Linked DNA regions of Homo sapiens: regions 2 and 3 are each linked to region 1. A link is a loop called in an ENCODE intact Hi-C map of the cell type or tissue named here. Cell type or tissue: A673. All regions are shown on one strand.

Region 1 (2,500 bases):
ACAGACAATATAGACTTGATTTTTGAACAGTTCTTCCCCCAATTTCTCATTGCTCTGGTTTTGGGAATAAGGAACACATTAGAAAAACCTTTCTCTTCAGAAATAACAAAGAATCAGGAAATTGTGTCTGTTTAACTTCTACATATAAGCTAAGACATTCTAAGTACATATTTTTCATTATGAAAATAATAAATGTAAATAAATTCATAACTCTGTTTCTGTTTTGGTCATATTCAAAGGTATGTTGAATAAGGAATCAAATCCTCTTTAGATTGAAATTGATAAACACATTAGAGAACATGAAAAAATTACATAAAATAGAAAACAACCCAATGCAAGACTGATTAATTCTCCAATTAGTGTAAAAACCATAAGCGGAAATCACAATTTTGAGGGAGAAGATTTGCATTTATTTAAAGCCCACATCCATATTTTATAAAAGGGAATGCTTTGACTTTCTTTTTACCTTAGTATCCCTGCTGTCTGTGTACATGAAAACAGCCAATATCAGACATGAAGTTAATTGGAATCAACTGCGCCCATCTTTACAGGAACACACCGGAATGTGTACCATTCAGGCTCAGCTTACCATAATATTCTCTACGGAATAGTTGACCACAGGATTCTCATTCACAAACAGCCAGGTTAAACAGTTAAATGCTAGCAAATCCTGCATAGCCCTGTGGGAAATTTCACTTTAATCCCGAACTTATAAGAGGACAATCAAAGCCCAAAGCCTGGGTAACAAATCTGATCCTCTGTTGCAATCTGTGTCCTCATGGGAAGGAGAGAGGTGCTCTCCGTACAAGCCCTAGATGGATAAATACCTAAATGATGAGATAGATGGGGAATGCAGAAGAGGCGTCTGGCCTTAGCCATTCGCTTCCAATTCCATATTACACTGTGAGAGGCAATTCTTGTGCAGCTCAGGAGCAGCCAGTCCTGATTACTAGAAGTTGAAGTGTGGCTTAAGGAATGATTAATGACAGTGTCGGGAGGAAAACAAAGCACAATGAGAGTTATCTCTAATCCACCTGCTTGCAGATGCTATAGTAAGGGAATGAAAATGGCCCCGGTGAGCCCTGATGATAAAAAAATCAAACGAGAAAGGTGCAAAGCTGTAGATATGTATTAATCTGATATATAAAAACTAGGTCTTACTTGAATAAAGCATTAGGCATGAATGGAGCCCCATAGGTGATAGATACTAGGCCATAGTGGACTTCACATTGTCTGTATTTTTTAAATCAAACAGAACTGTTCCCTTCAGTATTGCCTTTGACATTAATAGGTTGGTATTTGAAAAGTCACAGTTCACTAGATGAGCAGGCTTGTGAGTGCAAGCTCATTAAACAAACCCCCTTTTCTTGTTGTTCTTAAAAAATACGATGACACCATACCACCACCTTGTGGTTTTGCTGTGCACGTACACACTACCCCCGGAGACGTCTAAAATTCAATCACATTTTCCAAACGTAGAAATCCAGGTGGAATGTAATTATAAGATCGATGGTGTACTTTATAAGCAAGTATGTTTATGAGTGGCTTTCACCTAAGACAACACAATGCCAATAAGATCATTGAAGTTTCATAATGTATTTTTGGATGCAATATGAGGTCTCAGCCTGGTCATTCCAATTATCTATTTTAATTTCAGGCCACCAATGCAACGAGATCAGAAGACATCAAATATCCATCTATGTGAAGAGAATGAACAAAAGTGTTTCACACACCTGTTCCCTGGCAAGTAGTCACTGACTTCCAATATCCAACAAAGCTAAGTAACAACACTTTGAGCTTTTCATAATTTTTCTATGTGTGGAAAAGATTGTGAAGCAGTGAAATGTGTATGTGCTTTCTTCTAAAACAAAGAACATTTTACTCATGTCTCCACATCTATAGACAGAACTCTAAGCACTTTTAAGAGCTAAATTTTTATGTTTGGGCATTTTGTTGATTTGTTGACTCGCTACGCATTTGCCTTTTGATATGATCTTGATTCGATGGAAGCAATAGCATTCCATAATTTCACCTGGTTAGCAATCATTCCTGCTAGGAGGTAGTGATGGACAATGATGCAGGCAGCCTCAGGATATTCACTTATTCCCAGGTTTGGGAAAGCTGCTTCTGCTTTTGTCCACAGTGCTAAGTGCCTATTGCATTCTCTCCCCTTTAATCTAGCTAGCAACAAGTTAGATGTTAATTCATATTTCATGCAAGATTTTTAATACTGAAAGTCTAATGAAGATTTAGCGTTCCGTTTTTAACAAGGCTGATGTTACTGTTGAAAGAAAGCACATACATTATTTTAATTAATATCAATTCATAAGTGCTCTTGATTTATATATTAAACAAAGAGAGAAAGTGTCTTGTCATACATGACAATTGATTCTGTATTCACCCATCATTTACTCAGAGCCCATTTCCCCCCTTCTTGCGTGGGAAATGCATGATGGAAGCTGCCATGTAGAATTGTGTGTCTCTCACATGCTGTTAATGC
Region 2 (2,500 bases), 750 kb before region 1:
GAGTAATACTTAGTTTTCTTTAACTATTGAAAAGGCATTAGCAATATTGTATTGTATGTTATACTTAATGGCCATTGCCAAAGCTACACAGAAATGTGTAAGATGGTTAATTAATAGCATTAATTTTGCCTTATTATTCCTTGTGATTCCAAACACTAGAAAATACCATTGATAGCTTAAAAACTGTTACATATGGCTGGAACCCAAAGTTATTTTTTTGCCATCATTGTAAGGGATACTGTGCATCTTATATATCTTGATATCCTATGTACAGAAAGTGACATCTACTGGAGAAAGCAGAACTGAATATTTACTTTCCAAACTATTTTTTCTGCCAAACGTCCAGACAAGTTGCACTATCTTCAAGATTATCTGAAACTTGTAAAACAAAGAAAGATTTTACTTAGTTCAGTATGGTGTAAAGGCTGGTTGGTTTTGATGGTCATTTTCTTAAAGCTGCCCTGTGGGAAACTGGTTATGGGGCCCACACAAATTATCTCGTAAGAAACACTATTGAAGATATCTGGAAAACACAACTACAGCACATTCCCTTAAGAATGAAACTGAAATTCTAAATAACTGTAAGCCATTGAGTGGTGGATTTGAACAGGACTCCACTGTAACACTTTGTCTGAAAACCTTTCTGGAAAATATGTAACTTCTTTACATGGCCTGGAAATAGGAGTTGTAAAACAAATATGAGATTAGAATACATAATATCTTTCAGGTAGAAAGACATTCCCCTATGCTATCTTGTAACCTAATGATTATTTGTTCATGTTAATAAGATGTGTCTAACTTCATGATCTAATCAAACTGATGTTCTTAGGGAATGGGGGAATACTAACCAGGTGTTTTTCACTTGTGGTCAAAACTAAGAAATGACCTAAAGCCCTGAAAGACAGAAATGATAACAGCTTTATACTTATGACAATAATTCCCATTCTTTACGTAATCACTTTCTCTTACATGAAGGGCAAAAGCCTTTCCTATCTTAATGGAGGGTACTGTGGTGGCCATTTTCAAGACTTTAATGAGTGAGGCACAGCTACATTTGGCTGGTTCATGAACATCATAAAACTATAATAATGACTAGAAGTCCTGTTTCTTTGATTCTAGTCTGTTACCTATATGATAAAGGTTGCTTCCATATTTAGATTACGCTATATAATCCTCCGTAGTTTAATGTCAGATTTTCTACATATGACTGTTATTATTATTATTTTAAATTTTGATTTCATTTTTGTAGCAATGCTCTCTCACTCCCTCTGCTGGCCTTGTTAATTAACAAAACCAGTGCCTAAGTAGTCCTGATGGGAATCAGTGATACCAAGTGGATGACCCATAGAATGCACTCTGTTTTGTGTTGGGAGCCAATCAGAAAATCACGTTGATTGGCCTCCGTATGAAACAAAAAAGGCCAAGAGAAAATTTGTTGTGGGTAGTGAAAACAGAATAGCATGCTTATTTTTATAGTTTTAAGAAAGAATTTAATGAAAGGGATACTTCACAAATCTTAAAAATGTGCTATTTTTCAAAGGAAGAATACCAGTTACCCACATTCTATTAAAACATATATGTACTTAGTAAAAGGCACTCAAAACAAGGTGTATCAATTTTGTATTTCAGTGTTTACACACTGGAGGGTTAAATGAAAGGTTGTCTGGCTTCACTGGTAGGATTCTGAACCTGGATTAGATATACAGCTGTCCAATGGATCAGCTTCCCACATCCTAGAGTTCCATTATGGAGTTACAAAGAGAATGACAGCACTTGGCAAGTCCCAGGCCTAATCATAGCACAGAGAAGTGACTTTTGGAAGGTACATTACTAAGCAATTAGGACCCATTTAATAAATTACCTCTTATGGAACACTTTGAACCCTAGTGGTCTGAAGAGGTTAATGCACCTCTCACAACTGAGTGCTACTCAGTTTCCAGGGGTAACTTCAAGGCCACAGCTAATCCAAACCTTCTTCTCATCAATGGCCTCTTACTCTTGAGCCACTTCTGTAGTCTGGCATCAGTAAGCCCACACACTTGCACTACTCCCCTCTGCGTGCCAGATGCTTCATTTTCTTGCAGCTGAATCCATTGGGCGCAGTGCTCATGAGGCCAAAAGACTTTGTGCTGCACATTAACTTCCTCCTTGGGCTTTCATGCTTCTTATTTGGGAGTCTTTCTGTTTCTCTTATTTATAGAGAGTTTTAACTTCTGGATTTAGTTTAAATGTTACATCTGATGTAATATACTTTCCTCCAAAATTGTTGAGTAGCAACCACATTTTAAATGAATCCAATACACAAAATTAGGCTTTAGGATATTATTAAATTTGTAAAAAAAAAAAAAAAAAAAACCCACAGTAGATGTATATTTGTAAACTGGAATCTTAACTATGGTTAGACACTAAGAAAACATTTAAAATATAACTGTAAGGGAGAAAAAGCTTTGTTTGATGCTAGAACATAATTAGACGTTTTAGGGTTTTATTTTAATTTAAA
Region 3 (2,500 bases), 130 kb before region 1:
GACCCCTACTTATCACCATACACAAAAATTAAGTCAAGATGGATCAAAGACGTAAATGTAATACCTCAAACTATAAAAATCCTAGAAGAAAGCCTAGGAAATACCTTCCACATCAGCTTTGGCAAATAATTTATGGCTAGGTCCCCAAAAGCAATTGCAACAAAAACAAAAATTAACAAGTGGGACCTAATAAAACTAAAGAGTTTCTGTACACCAAAAGAAATTATCAAAAAAGTAAACAGACAACCTACAGAATGGGGGAAAATATTCACAAACTGTGTATCTGACAAAGGTCAAATATCGAGAGTGTAAAGGAACTTAAATCAACAAGCAAAAAGCAAATAATCCAATTTGAAAATGGGCCATGGACATGAACAGACACTACTCAAAAGAAGACATACAAGGGGCCAACAAAGAAATGAAAAAAAAAAAGTTTATCATAATTAACCATCAAAGAAAAGCAAATCAAAACCAAAGTGAGATACCACCTCACAACAGGCAGAATGGCTACCATTAAAAAGTCAGTTTCTCAACTGCTTTCCGAAGAACTTAAAATAGAGGAGATAGGAGATTTCTCAAAGAACTTAAAATATAACTACCATTCAACCCAGCAATCCCATTACTGGACATATACCCAAAAGAAAATAATTCATTCTACTATAAAGTCACATGCACTTGTATGTTCATTACAGCACTATTCACAATAGCAAACACATGAAATCAACATTTGTGCCCATCAACAGTGGATTGGATAAATAAAATGTGGTACATATGCACCATGGAATAACATACAGCCAGACAAAGAACAAAATTATATCCTTTGCAGCAACATGGATACAGCTGGAGGTTATTATCCTAAGTGAATTAAACAGAACATAAAACCAAATATTGCATATTCTCACTTATAAAAGGGAGCTAAACATTGAATACACATAGACATAAAGAACTAGAGACACTGAGGACTACTAGATGCAGGAGGAAGGGAGGTGGCCATAGGCCAAATACAACCTATTGGGTACTATGCTCACCACCTGGGTGACAGGACCATCTGTATGCCAAACCTCAGTATCAAGCAATATACCCTTGTAACAACGTTGCCCATGCATCCCCCCGGGTTGAAAATAAAAATAAATAAAATTTTAAAATAAAGTTGTGGATTCTATAAAAGAAAGAAAAAGAAAAGGAAAAAGAGGAAGGAAAAAGAGGAAGGAAGGAAGGAAGGAAGGAAGGAAGGAAGGAAGGAAAAGAGAGAGCAAAAGGGAGGGAGGAAGGAAGGAAGGAAATGCTTTAAAAAATCATGAATTTTTAGGGACATGATATTTTCTTTCACATTCCTGAGTGGTCAAATTGAAGTATTTTTGCCCTTTGAGGAGAGGATTCAGTGGACTCAGAAATAAACTTATGTCTATAGTTTTCATATATAAAAATAAATCTTTTCGTGGCCAGGAAAAAATTAATACGAACGTGGCATTTGGAAGCTTTAATATGAATGTGACCACTGCTTGGGCAATCTCATCTTTAAGCTACAAAATGTCCCATATTTCATCATTAAGTCTTCTTTAATCACATAATTCAAAAATTGTTGGGTGATAGCTATGTGAAAGGAATATGTATAAGAGTTTCTTTTTATTTGTAAGAAAGATGTGGAGAGTTAGCCTGGTGTCAAAAATGTTCTTCACGTAACTTCAAAATGACATTTTCCCTCTGATCTTAGTTGGTGTGACAAAAATTACAAACAAAAATAATCCTGCAACATTCTTTTCCTTTTATCATCCCTTTGAATATTTCCAAAAATATTTGGCAAAGCCTGAGATATCTTCCAGATTTTCATGTACTCATTGATACCCATCCTTAAAAACCTGAGTCAGGTTTTTAAGATGATATTTTTACAAGAAAAAGGAGTCCTATCACATTCTAACTTAACTGGTTTTAGGACTTGAATTCTGACCTTGTAGAGGATTTCACATTTTATTTGAGATCAAATACATTTTTATTTTAATATTGCATCAGGACCCGCACTGCATAGACGGAAACCTATGATTTCATTGGATCCATGCATATTAAGCAGTAGAAACGAGGTCAAAAATGGAAAAAACAAATTAAGTGGGTCTTTAGGATAAAGAAGGGCAATGTGGTAAAATAGAATGGAAGGACTCTGGTTTCATCCTTCCATACCTGTTTGACCTCGGACTGAGGTTTGATTTACTCATTAATAAAACAGAATGTGGCCGGGCGCGGTGGCTCACGCCTGTAATCCCAACACTTTAGGAGGCTGAGGCGGGCAGATCACGAGGTCAGGAGATCGAGCCCATCCTGGCTAACACGGTGAAACCCCGTCTCTACTAAAAGTACAAAAAATTAGCCAGGCGTGTTGGCGGGCGCCTGTAGTCCCAGCTACTCAGGAGGCTGAGGCAGGAGAATGGCACGAACCCAGGAGGCGGAGCTTGCCGTGAGCCGAGATCATGCCACCGCACTCCAGCCTGGGAGACAGAGCGAGACT

What was found. Peaks named below come from ENCODE experiments on the same cell type or tissue, not always from the same donor. Only the 100,000 strongest peaks of a DNase experiment are listed, where the experiment ranks them.
Region 2: it touches region 1 in a loop (4-fold over the local background); 24 of 110 quality-filtered maps call a loop at or near these places.
Region 3: it touches region 1 in a loop (3-fold over the local background); 15 of 110 quality-filtered maps call a loop at or near these places.

What each region holds. Positions count from the first base shown.
Region 1 is chr15:37,879,341-37,881,840 of GRCh38, forward strand. No RefSeq gene overlaps it. Among named protein-coding and RNA genes, the nearest start is that of TMCO5A, 54 kb to the right of the region's middle. In A673, a CTCF peak has its summit at 1,423 (motif pointing left); a DNase peak (open chromatin) is centred at 1,371; H3K27ac peaks cover 655 bases.
Region 2 is chr15:37,133,533-37,136,032 of GRCh38, forward strand. No RefSeq gene overlaps it. Among named protein-coding and RNA genes, the nearest start is that of MEIS2, 34 kb to the left of the region's middle. In A673, CTCF peaks have their summits at 295 (motif pointing left), 1,281 (motif pointing left) and 1,887; no DNase peak of the experiment used is centred here.
Region 3 is chr15:37,750,224-37,752,723 of GRCh38, forward strand. No RefSeq gene overlaps it. Among named protein-coding and RNA genes, the nearest start is that of TMCO5A, 180 kb to the right of the region's middle. In A673, no CTCF peak of the experiment used is centred here; DNase peaks (open chromatin) are centred at 1,308 and 1,378; H3K27ac peaks cover 2,454 bases.